3 separate regions of the Homo sapiens genome follow, and regions 2 and 3 are each linked to region 1. The links are chromatin contacts, found by Hi-C or POLR2A ChIA-PET in ENCODE. All regions are on one chromosome and are shown on one strand. The core of a region is the stretch at or near the end of the contact, and the rest is flanking DNA. Distances in the headings are between cores, read along the strand shown.

Region 1 (4,895 bases), core at 2,396-4,895:
AGTGTGGCTAGGAAAAATTTTAAAAAGAGATGCGGCCGGGTACAGTGGCTCACGCCTGTAATCTCAGCACTTTGGGAGGCCAAGGTGGGCGGATCATCTGAGGTCAGGAGTTCAAGACCTGCCTGGCCAACATGGCAAAACCCCGTCTCTACTAAAAATACAAACATTAGCTGGGTTTGGTGGCACGTGCCTGTAATCCCGGCTACTCAGGAGGCTGAGGCAGGAGAATCACTTGAACCTGGGAGGCGGAGGTTGCAGTGAGCAAAGATCACGCCACTGCACTCCAGCCTGGGCGAATGAAACTCTATCTCAAAAAAAAAAAAAAGAAAAAAAAAAGGCCTGGCACAGTGGCTCACGACTGTAATCCCAGCACTTTGGGAGGCCAAGGCGGGTGGATCACAATGTCAGGAGATCGAGACCATCCTGGCTAACACGGTGAAACCCCATCTCTACTAAAAAATACAAAAAAATTAGCCGGGCGTGGCAGCGTGTACCTGTAGTCCCAGCTACTTGGGAGGCTGAGGCAGGAGAATGGTGTAAACCCGGGAGGTGAAGCTTGCAGTGAGCCGAGATCGCGCCACTGCACACTAGCCTGGACGACAGAGCGAGACTCTGTCTCAAAAAAAAAAAAAAAAAAAAAAAAAAAGCAATAAGCTGACGATAGGAAATGTAATGAAATTAAAGAGGTCTGAGCTGCACTTCCTTAATTCTGTACAAGTGAAATGGATGTGAACATGATTTGCATAATAAAAATTAATTAGAAAACCAAAGAATTATAAGGCAAGTCATCCTTAATGGAGAGCTTCCACCTCTAGGATTATAAATTGGTATACTGTTCCTGGCTTCATGCTATAAAAACTGGCAAATAAATCATAGTAATAAATGACAAAAAACAAACAAAAAGGCCGGGCGCAGTGGCCCACCCCTGCAATCTAGCACCTTGGGAGGCCGAGACGGGCGGCCACCTGAGGTCAGGAGTTCAAGACCAGCCTAGCCAACATGGTGAAACCCTGTCTCTACTAAAAAAAAAAAAAAAAAAAAAATTAGCCGAGCGTGGTGGCGGATGTCTGTAATCCTAGCTACTTGGGAGGCTGAGGCAGGAGAATCGTTTGAACCCGGGAAGCAGAGGTTGCAGTGAGCCGAGATGGTGCCACTGCACTCCAGCCTGGGCGGCAGAGCAAGACTCCATCTCAAAAAAATAAAATAAAATAAAATAAAATAAATAAACAAAATAAAATAAATGTTCAATTAAATTGTTATTGACTATGGCCGGGAGGGGTGGCTCCACACCCAGCCTCACCTAGACTATTTTTAAGTGAGCAGAGAGACACAGGGGAGGCCTGGGAGGTCAGAGAGCTGATTAAGCAACAGAGCCAGGTCTGGCGTGTGGAACCGTCCAGATTCCAGGGCCAGCTCCTCTTCCTCAGCCCCGGGCTGCATCTTAGGACAATGGGCTTATTGAGACTTAACTCACATATAATGCACCCATTTAGAGCATACAATTCCATGGTTTGTAATATATTTCCAGAGTCACGCAGCCATCACTGAAATCAAATTGTAAAATACTTTCATCACCCAAATGAAAACCGCATCCCTCTCAGTGGTCATTCCCCACCCACTGGCACCCACACGTCCCCCTCCTGTCTCTGTGGATGGGCCTTTCCTGAACATTCTGATCACACACTGTGTGACCTTTGTGTCTGGCGTCTCTCACTGAGTGTGATGTCTTCTAGGTACATCCATGCTGTGACTTGTGTCAGAGACTCGCTCCTTTTTTTTATGGCTGATAATATTCTTTTTTTTTTTTTTTGAGACGTAGTCTTGCTCTGTTGCCCAGGCTGGAGTGCAGTGGCACAATCTTGGCTCACTGCAACCTCTGCCTCCCAGTTCATGGGATCCTCCTGCCTCAGCCTCCCATGTAGCTGGGATTACAGGCGTGCACCACCACGCCTGGCTAGTTTTTGTATTTTTAATAGAACTGGAGTTTCACCATGTTGGCCAGGCTGGTCTCGAACTCCTGACCTCAAGTGATCCGCCTGCCTCCCAAAGTGCTGGGATTACAGGCGTGAGCCACTGCGCCCGGCCCATGGCGGATAATATTCTGTTGTAAGGATATATCCCGTCATCGATCCATGCATCATTAGCAGACGTTTGAGTTGTTTTCACTTTTTGGCTATTATGAATCACGCTGCTACCGACGCTTGTGTACACGCTTTTGTTTGAACACCTGTTTTCAGTTGTCTGGAGTATATTCCTAGGAGTGAACTGCTGAATTGCATGGTGATTCCACATTTATTTAACCCTTTGAGGAAATGCCAGTCTGTTTTCCAAAGCAGCTGCATCTGCCTCCTAGACATCTGAAGGATTCAATGAATGTGTATTGAGCATCCACCATGGGCAATGCTGTGAACCAAACAGGCAGGCCACAGGGAGAAGCCGACTTATGGAGGCAAAAAAAAAATCAGAGAAGGCCTGGCTGAGCAAGTGACATTTAAGCGGACTTGAGGAAGAGGAAGTGGGCCGGGCGTGGGGGCTCACGTCTGTAATCCCACCACTTTGGGAGGCCGAGGCGGGTGGATCACGAGGTCAGGAGTTCAAGACCAGCCTGGCCAAGATGGTGAAACCCTGTCTCTACTAAAAATACAAAAATTAGCCGGGCGTGGTGGCAGGCGCGTGTAATCCCAGCTACTCGGGAGGGTGAGGCAGAGAATTGCTTGAACCCGGGAGGCAGAGGTTGCAGTGAGCCGAGATCCAGCCACTGCACTCCACCCTGGACGACAGGGTGAGACTCCGTCTCAAAAACAAAAGAGGAGGTGAGCAGCCCCAACTTGGGCCAGAAGCCTAGACTGCTGCTGGGAGGTCCCTGATCCACCAGAGCGGAGCCTCCTGACCCATCCTCACGAAGTCCTTGCCATCTCCCTTCACCACCATCTTTCCCCAAACACTTCCAGCCCAGCTCCCAACCCCACCCCCTGCCTGACCCACACCCAGTTCTCAGCTTCCCAGCATCCCAGTCTCTCTGTCCTGGATATCGTGTGATGTCCCCGTTGCACAGGGGGGAAAGCCGAGACCCCAGAGGGAGAGCAGCCCCTATGGCCAGAAGCCCTCGGATCCGGACGTCGGGGGCTCTAAACTGAGTAAATACATAGGAAACTTCTCCGCTAGGTTTTGCAGGATGTTAAGAACAGGTCCCACCTTGCCTAGGGCTGGGGACTGCCTCGCAGGACCTTAACCCTAGCAACCCACCTCCGTCCCCATGGCAACCGGGGCGGGGCCCGACCCGGATCCGCCGGTCGCCCCATCCGGCAGCGGCTGGGAGTCTTGCCTTCAGAGAGGGAGGAGGAGTCCGCGCCTCTCCTACTGGCCCTTTAAGAGGCTCCGCCCGGCAAGTCCGCCACTCGCTCCCGATTGGTCCCGAGCGCGGCCGAGCGCAGCCGAACTTGACGCACCGCCCGCAGCCTTCCTTACCAACCTCCCACGCGACTCAGCAACCTCCCCAACCAATCGCCGGCCGGCGCGCCGATCGGTATCTGCATGGGCTCGCCCGGGGGGAAGGTCTCACCCAATGGGACCGTTCGCCGAGGCCTTCATTAGCATGCCGGGGGCGGGGAGGGGCGGGGCGGCCGACGGGGGCGGGCTGCGGGCGGTTGGTTGGAGCGTCGCGCAGTCGGGAGGTCCGGGAAAGTTTCTTTGGAGGTGAAAACAGCCGCGGAACTCCGGGCCCTGAGAGGGGGCGGGGGTGCAGGGGTCCCAGGGCCGGGCCGGGGTCTTTCCTGGCCCGGGGGAAACCGGCCCAGGCCTCCCGGGGGGGGCAATCGCCCAACAAAGGATTCTTGGGGCGCCCGCCCTCGAGGACTTCCCTGCCCCTGGATCCGGCCCCCCCAGCGCTCCGGGCCCGGCATCCCGGGGCTCTCCATCGCGGGGTACCCCAGTTCGCGGTCTGCCATCGGGCAGCCCGGGCGCTACTCACCTCCGCCCGCGTCCGTGTTCCAGGTCCGGCCCGGAGCGGCCATGTCCCACGGCCCCAAGCAGCCCGGCGCGGCCGCCGCGTGAGTGCACTGATCCCCTCCCCACGCCCTCGCTACTTTCCCGGCTGCAGCCCTAGCTCCTGAACCCCTGACCCAGTCCCTCCCGCCGGAGTCTTGACTCCCCCACCTGGGTCAGGGGGCTTCTCCCTCCACCCAATTCTGCACCCCCCACCTCGGCCTCCAGTCCCTCCCAGGAGCCCCGCTTGTCCCACCTTCCCCGGATACTGACCCCATCAGACCCTGCCTCCTCGGGCTCATGCACTCTCGCTGCAGCCCCGCCGTCGGGGGTCAAAACGCCCTGGGGTGGGCTTTTGGGGGAGGGGAGATTCTTGGGACGGGGCTGACCGCGGTATCCTTGGCTCCAGGCCGGCGGGCGGCAAGGCTCCGGGCCAGCATGGGGGCTTCGTGGTGACTGTCAAGCAAGAGCGCGGCGAGGGTCCACGCGCGGGCGAGAAGGGGTCCCACGAGGAGGAGGTGAGAGTCCCTGCGCTGAGCTGGGGGAGGCCCCGGGCTCCCGCCCCAGCCTCGAAGCCCCGCCCCAGGCTGGATTTGAATTGCTTGTGGCTCCGCCCACAGCCCATTTTCCTCTGGAAGCTGAGACCCCGCCCCGTGCCAGCTGCCACGCCCCTGACAGGTCCTCTGCCACTCTAAGTCCAGGCCCCGCCCACCGCACAATGCCAGCTCTGCCCACTCTAAGGTCCCGCCCACTTCCACTCCTTGGGGGCGGCACCCTCCCCTTGGTCCTGTGGGCCCGTTCTCCAGCAGAAAACCACGCCCACCAAGCAGAGGCCACGCCCACAACCGAAGTCAACGCCAACCCTGTACTCAAACCTCGGCCCATAGTTCCTCAGATCCCCTCACCCCTGG
Region 2 (4,895 bases), core at 1,056-3,555, 510 kb after region 1:
ATTGAGAATGACTGAATCGCACCCTTTAAAAAGGGCAGGCTCAAGGCTGGGCGCGGTGGCTCACGCCTGTAATCCCAGCACTTTGGGAGGCTGAGGCGGGCGGATCATGAGGTCAGGAGTTCGAGATCAGCCTGACCAACATCATGAAACCCCATCTCTACTAAAAATACAAAAAAAAAATTAGCCGGGTGTGGTGACGTGGGCCTGTAATCCCAGCTACTCAGGAGGCTGAGGCAGGAGAATGGCTTGAACCTGGGAGGCGGAGGTTGCAGTGAGCCGAGATTGCGCCACTGCACTCCAGCCTGGGCAACAGAGTGAGACTCTGTCTCAAAAAAAAAAAAAAAAAAAAAGGACAAACTCATGCCTGGAACCCCAGCACTTTGGGAAGCCGAGGCGGCTGGATCACCTGAGGTCAGAAGTTCAAGACCAGCCTGGCCAACATGACGACACCCATCTCCACTAAAAATACAAAATTAGCCGGGCATGGTGGCTCATGCCTGGAATCCCAGCACTTTGGGAAGTCGAGGCAGCCAGATCACCTGACGTCAGGAGTTCAAGACCAGCCTGACCAACATGACGACACCCCATCTCCACTAAAAATACAAAAATCAGCCAGGCATGGTGGTGGGTGCCTGTAATCCCAGCTACTTGGGAGGCTGAGGCAGGAGAATCACTTGAACCTGGGAGGCAGAGGTTGGAGTGAGCCAAGATCGTGCCATTGCACTCCAGCCTGGGCAACAAGAGCAAAACTCTGTTTCAAAAAAATAATAAATAAATAAATAAATAAATAAATAATAAAAGGTACATATTCTGGTATGTGAATTATATCTCAATTTATTTATTTATTTATTATTTTATTTTTTGAGACTGAGTCTCATTCTGTCACCCAGGCTGGAGTGCAGTGGTGTGATCTCGGCTCACTGCAACCTCCACCTCCCGGGTTCAGGTGATTCTCCTGCCTCAGCCTCCTGAGTAACTGGCATTACAGGTGTGTGCCACCACACCTGGCTAACTTTTGTATTTTTACTACAGATGTGGTCTTACCGTGTTGACCATACTGGTTTCGAACTCCTGAGCTCAGGTGATCCACCCGCTTCGGCCTCCCAAAGTGCTGAGATCACAGGCGTGAGCCACCGTGCCCGGCCTGGGAGAAATACTTTCTGAGCTGCTGATTTCTCCATGGCTTCTGAATTCATAGCGGTTGGGGAGATGGTGCCTGGGTATTTTCACCTGGGCAGCTGCTAAGAGGTGACTTCTATTTGTTCCAGAAGACAGAAGCCTTGGTAGCTATGCTGGGACTGGATCCGTGTCCACCACACCACTCAGAATTCCCATCTGCAATGGGTCCCTTCTGCCCCGTTTTTACCAAGCCCAGTTCCCTCTCTGCAACTGAGAGGCAGCCTCTTGCCCCACCCCCTCTCTTCCAGACTGGATGGCTGCCTCCCAGGCACCTCTCAGGACCTGGCCACAGAGCTCCAAAGCCCAGGGCCTGCTGCCTTTTGGGTCATGGCTCAGGGCCCAGTCTCTACCTCTCTCTGTGGCCCAGTACCCTTTAGCTCAGGAGGTCTCATCTGGAGTGACTCTGCCTCCTTCCAGGCGATACTGGGTGATATCTGGAGACATTTTTAGGTGTTGTGATTGGGGAGGGGGTGGGTGGAGGCCAGGGACACAGCTCAGCACCCTGCAGTGCCCAGGACGGACCCACCCCAGAGGTTGATCAGGTCCCATAGTGTCCACCACACCGAGGGGCTGAAATTCTAGCCTGGGTCTAACTTCAGTCTTGCTCGCTGTAGAAGGCACCCACACACTTCTCTCCTCTCTGTGCTCTGCAGAGAAGAAAAGCCACTGGCCAGTGACCCCTGGACAAGGCAGGACTTCAGCCATCCACTGCCCTCCACCACCACCCCTGGGCACCCCCTTGTCCAAAGCAGACAGTCTCTACTCTGGGATAAGGGGGGGACCCTGGCCCCAGGCTTTACCCACTTTGGGGTGATTCCTGGACCCTGGAGATGGACCCCAAGGGTCACCCTCACCCCACGGGACCTCCCAACAATGGACAAGGCCAGTCTGTCCTCTCCCCCAGCCCCCAGTTGTGCAGAATCCTCAACATGGCACCCCCAGTGTGGAGCTGAAGACTCCAGACTTCAGGGGTGGGGGCGGGGCTGTGGGAGGGGAGATCATGGCTGCGGTTCTGGTCCAGCCAGACCTCCTGGGTTTGTTCTTTTTTTAAGAACCACCGCAATTTAAAGAGCGGAGTCCTCCCTCCCTGCAGCCCACCTGCCACGTGGGCTGGCCCCTGTTCCCCTCTCCTTCTCTCCGTCTCTGCCTGCCGGGCTTGGGCTGCGGGGGCCGGAGCTTCCGTTTCACTTTGGTATCACCGGTTTCACTTTCAGGGCTGGGGACAGAGAGAGGAGAAGAGGGACAGAGAGATGGACAGAGCCGGGGAGGGTGGCCTTGTTAAGTCGGGGGCCGGGGAGGGGTCCACCACCTGCCGCTCCTTTTCCTGACCTTCCTGACCTTCTTCTGGCCTGGCCGGGGCGGGGGGGGGGGGGGGGGTCCTGGAAGTCAAGGTCATGGGGTCAAGGTCAAGTTCTCCCTGTGTGACCTTGGGTGGGAGAAGCAACTTCCCACTATCCCTGAGCCTCCTTTCCTGAACCCCTCAGTTACCCAAAAGTGGGGCTAAGAATCACGTACACCCCACCCGGCGCTGGGAAGTTCAAAGATTCCTCCAGCACCGCGGACCATCCCATAATGTCCCCGTGGGAGGGGGCGGGGCCAACTCCCAGGCAGAACAGGATGTCGGCCGCTCCTTTGGCCAGGGAGAGACCCTTGGCCCAGAAACCACCGGGAAGGAGGCTCCGGGCTGCCCGAGTCCCGAGCCCGGGATGAGCCACTGTCCCCCAGAACCCCCAGCGGAGGCTGGAGCTCTGTCCGCTAGCAGATCCAGGCTGGAAATTCAGTTGGGCATGGCCTTGTCCCACCCCACCTCCATCCCCACCCCACCCTCAGGTCCTTCCTGCTTGGTGGGGGCCTGGGGCTTGAGCCACTCACTCAAGAGCAGGGACTGGGACCCACTGACCTCCCTGTCCCCAGCACCCCCACAGGGCCCAGTCAAGGTGGGGCAGGTGCTTGGTGCTGGTCAGACAGGATAGGGGAGTGACCATTTGCATGTCAATATCAATAACATATCTCGGTAGAGATAGGCGGTTAGTCTGTGTCAAAATGTGAGAGGGCGGTAGTTTTCTTTTTTTTTTTTTTTAACAGCTTTATTGAGATATAATTCACATGCCATGCAATTCACCCATTTAGAGTATAGAGTTCAGTGGTTTTTTGTTTTTCTTTTTTCTTTTTTTGGAGACACAGTCTCACTCTGGAGTACAGCAGAGCAGTCTCGGCTCACTGCAGCCTCCACCTCCCAGGTTCAACTGATTCTCGTGTCTCAGCCTCCAGAGTAGCTGGGACTACAGGCGCCCACCACCATGCCCGGCTAATTTTTGCATTTTAGTAGAGACAGTGTTTCACCATGTTGCCCAGGCTGGTCTTGAACTCCTGCGTTCAGGCAGTCTGCCCGCCTCGGCCTCCCAAAGTGCTGGGATTACAGGCATGAGTCACCTCACCCAGCCTCAGTGGTTTTTAGTATAGTCACTTGGCTGGGCTGGATGGCTCACACCTATAATTGCAGCACCTTAGGAGGCGAAGAGGGGCAGATCACTTGAGGTCAGGAGTTCAAGACCAGCCTGGCCAACGTGGTGAAACTCCGTCTCTACTAAAAATATAAAACTTAGCCAGGCATGGTGGCTTGCACCTGTAATCCCAGCTACTCTGGAGGCTGAGGTGGGAGAATTGCTTGAATCCGGGAGGCAGAGGTTGCAGTGAGCCAAGATCGTGCCACTGCACTCCAGCCTGGGCAAGAGAGCCAGACTCCATCTCAAAATATAAACATTAAAAATTAAGAAAAATAAAAATTAGCCTCTTCATTGTAAAACGGGAATAATAAAAAGAGAGAAAATAAATAAATAAATATTAACCAGCCGTGGTGGCAGGCGCCTGTAATTCCAGCTAGTTGGGAGGCTGAGGCAGGAGAATCACTTGAATCTGGGAAGTGGAGGTTGCAGTGAGCTGAGATCACACCACTGCACTCCAGCCTGGGCAACAGACTGAGACCCCGTCTAAAATAATAATAATAATAATAAAAAAATGGATAGAAAGGCAGCACCAGCTGGCTGAGGTGCTGAGGGGATCCACCTGGGCTGGCAGCTCTGTGCTCCTGGAAAAGCCCCTTCTCCACCCCACACAGGGCAGGAACCCAGGACTTCCAAACAGGAGGCTTAGGGAGGCTGCTGGAACCTTAGAAACCCACATTAGCAGTCCAGTGCAGTGGCTCACACCTGTCATCCCAGCAATTTGGGAGGCCGAGGCAGGTGGATCATGAGGTCAGGAGTTCAAGACTAGCCTGGCCAACATGGTGCAACCCCAGCTCTACTGAAAATACAAAAATTAGCCGGGCGTGGTGGCAGGCGCCTGTAGTCCCAGCTACTCGGGAGGCTGAGGCAGGAGAATGGCGTGAAACCGGGAGGCGGAGCTTGCAGCGAGCCGAGATTGCGCCACTGCACTCCAGCCTGGGCAACAGAGACTCTTGTCTCAAAAACAAAAAATAAATAAATAAAAAGGGAAACCCACGTTAGCATTTACAGGTGGCGCCCTGCGGAGGCCCAGAGAGGTACAGAGACAAGTGGGCTGGGTACACAATGGCCCCTCCCCTTTAATGATGGGGAGAGGGGGCATGGCGCGGTGACTGACACTTGTAACCCCAGCACTTTGGGAGACCGAGGCAGGAGGATGGAGGATACCTTGAGCCCAGGACTTGGAGACCAGCCTGGCCACATGACGAAACC
Region 3 (4,895 bases), core at 1,198-3,697, 400 kb after region 1:
GGGTCAACACTGAAGCATGAGAAGGGGGAGGAGGGAGCATGCTTTCTCTGCCACTAACGAGGAAATTCCTGAAGGAGGGACCTCAGGATCCCAAAAGAGCCTGCAGCACTCTCCCTAGCCTGACACAGAGCTCACTTATTTACATTCCCTTCTGGTGACATCATGGGGAGGCTCCAGGGAGGCTGGCCAGTAGCAAACTCACCAAATAAGGCTGGAGGCTCTACAAAAGGAGGCAGGGCCTAGTGGTGCCTGGCTAGTCTGGAGGGGGTGGGGCCCCAGGGGGACCCTCCAAGGCCCAGACAGGCAGGAAATCAGCTGCCTCCCTGGAAGAGGAAACCTCTGCTTTTTCCCACAAGCATGTTAAACAATTGACCGAGGTTTGGGCCCAGCTGGGAGACACGCCCCTCCCTCCCCCCACTTTAAACATCCAAGAGCTGGGCAAAAAAACTAAAGTGCCTCCCACAAAAGAGGATTAACACAGGGAGATTTTTTTTTTTTTAAATAAATGGGGTTTCACTCTGTTGCCCAGGCTACAGTGCAGTGGCACGATCATAGCTCACTGCAGCCTCCTCCAACTCCTGGGCTCAAGCCATCCTCCCGTCTCAGCTTCCCTAGTAGCTGGGACTACAGGCATGAGCTACCACACCTGGTTAATTTTTTTTCATTTTTATTTTTTGTAGGGATGGAGTCTTGCTATGTTGCCCAGGCAGAAGACACATCTTTTAATAACAAAAGCAGCTGGCATCTGTTGCTCTGGTGCCCCATGCCAGGCACGGTCTTGGCTGCTGTAACGGCTCAATTACTTTTCTCCCCACAGGAAACACACAGAGGATTCCCAAGCAGGAATTCACAGCCGGGGCTGTCTGACTCCACGGCCCAAATTCGTTCCCCCACCGCATGATACTGACTCATTCCTTCTCAGCATACAGGATAAAGAACAGGAAAGGAGAGCTGCTGTTCAGAAAACCCCACAGCGCCTCTCTCCTATCCCTGGAGCCCAGCCGTGCGGGCAGACAGCTCACCTGCCCAGCTCCTCCCCCATCTCATAATGGTCCTCCACGTCCTCCTGCCTGAACGTGGACATGGCGGCCGGTCCGCCTTCCAGCAGCTTCCACTCCAGGGAAAGTGCAGTCACCGCAGCCTGGAGATAGGACCTCAGGAGTCCCCTAATGGCAACCCTGGAGAAGACAGGGAAAGACAGAAGTGAGGAACTGAGACACCACCCTTTTCTCCTAGATTAATGGACAGACCTGTCCAGCAAACACAAGCCTCCCACCTCTCCACTCTGAAGCTCCAAACTCGACAAAAAGAGGTGCTGTGTTTACTGGGCTGGGTCCTGTCATGTCACCTCTTAGAGCCCCATAACCACTCAAAAGTTTGGTAACAGCCCCACTGGGCCACCTTCACCCCGCAAAACTCTCTCCAGACACATAATTCTGATTTCCCCGACGCTGCCTGCGTCTTTTTTTGCCTCTCACTCCTAGACTTCTCTCAACCTGCTCAGCCAAAATCCCCCACCATTCCTGCACGTTCTCCTCAACCTCAAATCCCAGGGCTACCTTACTCCCTGGCCAATGTCTTAACGAAGTTCTCAAGTCTACTTCTTTTGTTGTTGGTGTTGTTGTTTTTTGAGAAGGAGTCTCGCTCTGTCGCCCTGGCTGGAGTGCAGTGGTGCAATCATGGCTCACTGCAGCCTGGAACTCCAAGGCTCAAGCGATCGTCCCAGGCCTCCCAAAGTGCTGCCATTCCGATCAAAATTCCCAAGTTACTACCTTAACCCCTCCTGGTCCTTGCCCTCGGCAGGTCTCTTAAGACCCTCATCGATGGAACACCCCCGCCCACCCCCAACCATCTCTGACTCCCTCCAATTCTGAATTTTCCAAGAACCGGACGACGCCTTCCACGCTCCTGAAAGCCCACTTTGCCTCCCTCCCCCGCTGACCTCCACTGTCCTCGCAAGATTAACCTCTTCCTCCACGCTCCATGTATCAAAGTCCCCCAACCGCCGTCTCCCCTACCCCCCAAAACGGGCCGCCAAAAAGGGCCCCATCTGAGTCTCCTCCACCGTCCTCTGCCCCTTCTCGCCCGCAATCTCCGCACAAGCCCCTAGGCAGACCCCAGTGGCTCCCTTTGCAGAACCTCCCCCCGCCCCCAAGGCCTTGCCCATCCCTAAGGCTCCGCTCCAGCATCCCTGGGGCCGCTACGCCCCTCGCACGCCCGGCCGAGCCCTTTCCCCGGCCCGGTCACCCAGATGGGTCCCCAAACCTACCAGCTCCTCAGATTCTCTCCCTCCCTCGTCCTCCGCGGGCCCCCGAAGCGCCGCTCTGGCCCCACCCAGCCCTCCAGCCTCGGCCCGAGCCCGCTCTTTACCCTCCGCAGCCCGGAGAATACGGCCGGCGCCGCCGCGCTGGCCACCGCCGCCGCCTCCAGAAGCCCCGCGCCCCTGCCGCCGCGACGCGCCTGCGCCGACGTCACCGCACCCGCCAGTGCCCACCCCCGGGAAACGAACCCCGCCGCCTATTGGCCGGTGCGCCCGCCGCTCGTGCCGCACCTCGACGTCCCGCCCCCAGCTGCCTTTTCGGCACCCACACCCGGATGCAGCCTCACCACTGGCTGAACACTCGCCATCCCTGATTTCATTGGCTGCAGTCGACGCTGGTCAAGCGGACGGAAAAAAGGCCGACTTCCGGTCCCTTCATCGCCCCGCCCGCCTCTCCTCTGACCCAGGTGCTGAAGCTGCGAGAAGTGAGGCTGAAGCCCTGCATCCCGCTTCCTGCCTTCCTGGAGCACCGGTTGGGCGAATGGATGGCTCACCTGTGGCCGAGCGCGCCTGGCAGCTCCTGGAGTGGACCCTGGGACTGCTTTAGTCCCTATGTGGCAGTTTCCTCCACTGAAAACTGTTACCCACATTCTAAATACTTAAAATGCAAATGAGGTCAATCTGGGGTTGTCATACACAGGGTCCCTCTTCGTCTCAAAATAGAGGGTAACAGCAAGCATTTTATTGAGACATAGTATGTGCCAACTGACAACACTGGGAGGTATCAGGTTTGTTTTTTTTTTAATTTTATTTTTTGAGACAGGGTCTCACTCTGTCACCCAGGCAGGAGTGCAGCGGCGGTATCCAGCTCACTGCAACCTCCACCTCCCGGGTTCAAACGATTCTCGTGCCTCAGCCTCCCAAGTAGCTGGGATTACAGGTGCCCATCACCACGCCCGGCTAATTTTTGTATTTTTAGTAGAGACGGGGTTTCACCATGTTGCCCAGGCTGGTCTCGAACTCCTAAGCTCAGGTGATCCGGCACCTCAGCTTTCCAAAGTGCTGAGATTACAGGCGTGAGCCATTGCGCCCGGCCTAAATTCATTTTTTATTATTATTTTGAGACGGAGTCTCGCTCTGTCACCCAGGCTGGAGTACACTGGCACAATCTCGGCTCACTGCAAGCTCCACCTCCCAGGTTCACGCCATTCTCCTGCCTCAGCCTCCCGAATAGCTGGGACTACAGGCGCCCGTCACCACGCCCAGCTAATTTTTTGTATTTATTAGTAGAGACAGGGTTTCACCGTGTTAGCCAGGATGGTCTCGATCTCCTGACCTCCTGATCCGCCCGCCTCGGCCTCCCAAAGTGCAGGAATTACAGGCATGAGCCACCTTGCCCAGCCTTTTTTTTTTTTTTTTTTTTTTTTTGAGACAGTCTCCTTCTATCGTCCAGGCTGGAACGCAGTGGTGAGATCTGGGCTCACTGCAATCTCTGCCTCCTGGGTTCAAGCGATTCTCCTGCCTCAGCCTCCCGAGTAGCTGGGACTACAGGTGCACGCCACCACTCCCAGCTGATTTTTGTATTTTTAGTAGACGCAGGGTTTCACCATGTTGGCCAGGATGGTCTCAATATCTGTGATCCGCCGGCCTCGGCCTCTCAAAGTGCTGCGATTACAGACGTGAGCCACAAGCCGGCCTTTATATTTTTTATTTACATTTTCAACGTACAATGGGTTGGCCAGGTGTGGTGGCTCACGCCCGTAATCCCAACAGCTTGGGCAGCCAAGGCGGGCAGGTCACTTGAAGTAGGAGTTCAAGACCAGCCTGCTCAACATGGTGAAACCCTGTCTCTACTAAAAATACAAAAGTTAGCCAGGCCTGGTGGCACATGCCTGTAATCCCAGCTACTCGGGAGGCTAGCGCAGGAGAATTGCTTGAACCCAGGAGGTGGAGGTTGCAGCGAGCCGAGATCATGCCACTATACTACAGCCTGGGTGACGGAGGGAGACTCCATCTCAAAGAAAAAAAAGTGGCAGGGCATGGTGGCTAACGCCTGTAATTCCAGCATTTTGGGAGGCCACGGTGGGCAGATCACGAAGTCAGGACATCAAGACCATCCTGGCTAACACGGTGAAACCCTGTCTCTACTAATAAATACAAAAAATTAGCCGGGCATGGTGGCGGGTGCCTGTAGTCCCGGCTACTCGGGAGGCTGAGGCAGGAGAATGGCGTGAACCCGGGAGGCGGAGCTTGCAGTGAGCCAAGATTGAGCCACTGCACTCCAGCCTGGGTGACAGAGCAAAGACTGTCTCAAAAAAAAAAAAAAATTCAGCTTCCACATACCATCTTAACGTTTGCACTACTAAAAAAGAATAGGACCCGGTATGGTGGCTCACACCTGTAACCCCAGCACTTTGGGAGGCTGAGGCGGGCTGATCTCTTACGGTCGAGCTTGAGACCAGCCTGGCCAACATGGTGAAACCCCATCTCACCTAAATATACAAAAATTACACAGACCTGGTGATAGGCGCCTGTAATTCCAGCTACTCGGGAGGCTGAAGCACAAGAATTGCTTGAGCACTTGAATCCGGAGGCAGAGGCTATAGTGAGCCAAGATCACAACACTGCACTCCAT

Evidence for each region. Hi-C counts contacts between places; a loop is a spot of excess contacts on that map. ChIA-PET counts read pairs that join two places held with the same protein, here RNA polymerase II (POLR2A). Pooled maps may share reads with other maps.
Region 2: a pooled map shows a loop between it and region 1 (5-fold over the local background). The contact joins the enhancer-like site here to the promoter of HMG20B in region 1. A Hi-C loop is called at or near these places in 1 of 168 maps with a recorded cell type or tissue (CD4-positive, alpha-beta memory T cell), 5 of 37 single-sample maps with no recorded cell type and 13 of 50 pooled maps.
Region 3: a loop to region 1 is called in a map with no recorded cell type, with 8 times the contacts of the local background. The contact joins the promoter of DAPK3 here to the promoter of HMG20B in region 1. A Hi-C loop is called at or near these places in 2 of 168 maps with a recorded cell type or tissue (both CD8-positive, alpha-beta T cell), 6 of 37 single-sample maps with no recorded cell type and 9 of 50 pooled maps. POLR2A ChIA-PET finds 5 or more read pairs at or near these places in 3 of 52 experiments (Caco-2, WTC11 and activated CD8-positive, alpha-beta memory T cell).

What each region holds. Positions count from the first base shown.
Region 1 is chr19:3,569,299-3,574,193 of GRCh38, forward strand. It overlaps HMG20B (high mobility group 20B), which reads left to right and starts at 3,646. Exons shown (of 10, transcript NM_006339.3): 1 at 3,646-3,696; 2 at 3,994-4,049; 3 at 4,394-4,502. The coding sequence starts at 4,012. LOC124904618 (a long non-coding RNA gene) reads right to left here and starts at 4,519. Exons shown (of 2, transcript XR_007067101.1): 1 at 3,247-4,519; 2 at 1,489-2,357. RefSeq lists enhancers at 2,292-2,860, 2,861-3,428, 3,323-3,412 and silencers at 3,593-3,732, 3,753-3,802, 3,823-3,912.
Region 2 is chr19:4,075,731-4,080,625 of GRCh38, forward strand. No RefSeq gene overlaps it. Among named protein-coding and RNA genes, the nearest start is that of ZBTB7A, 11 kb to the left of the region's middle. RefSeq lists an enhancer at 1,900-2,079. Within about 2 kb of position 2,306, at least 30 of the 41 ENCODE cell types and tissues checked have a DNase peak (open chromatin) inside an H3K27ac peak, as active enhancers do.
Region 3 is chr19:3,968,652-3,973,546 of GRCh38, forward strand. It overlaps DAPK3 (death associated protein kinase 3), which reads right to left and starts at 2,448. Exons shown (of 9, transcript NM_001348.3): 1 at 2,270-2,448; 2 at 1,023-1,178. The coding sequence starts at 1,084. RefSeq lists enhancers at 870-1,499, 1,500-2,131 and silencers at 1,020-1,314, 2,303-2,432.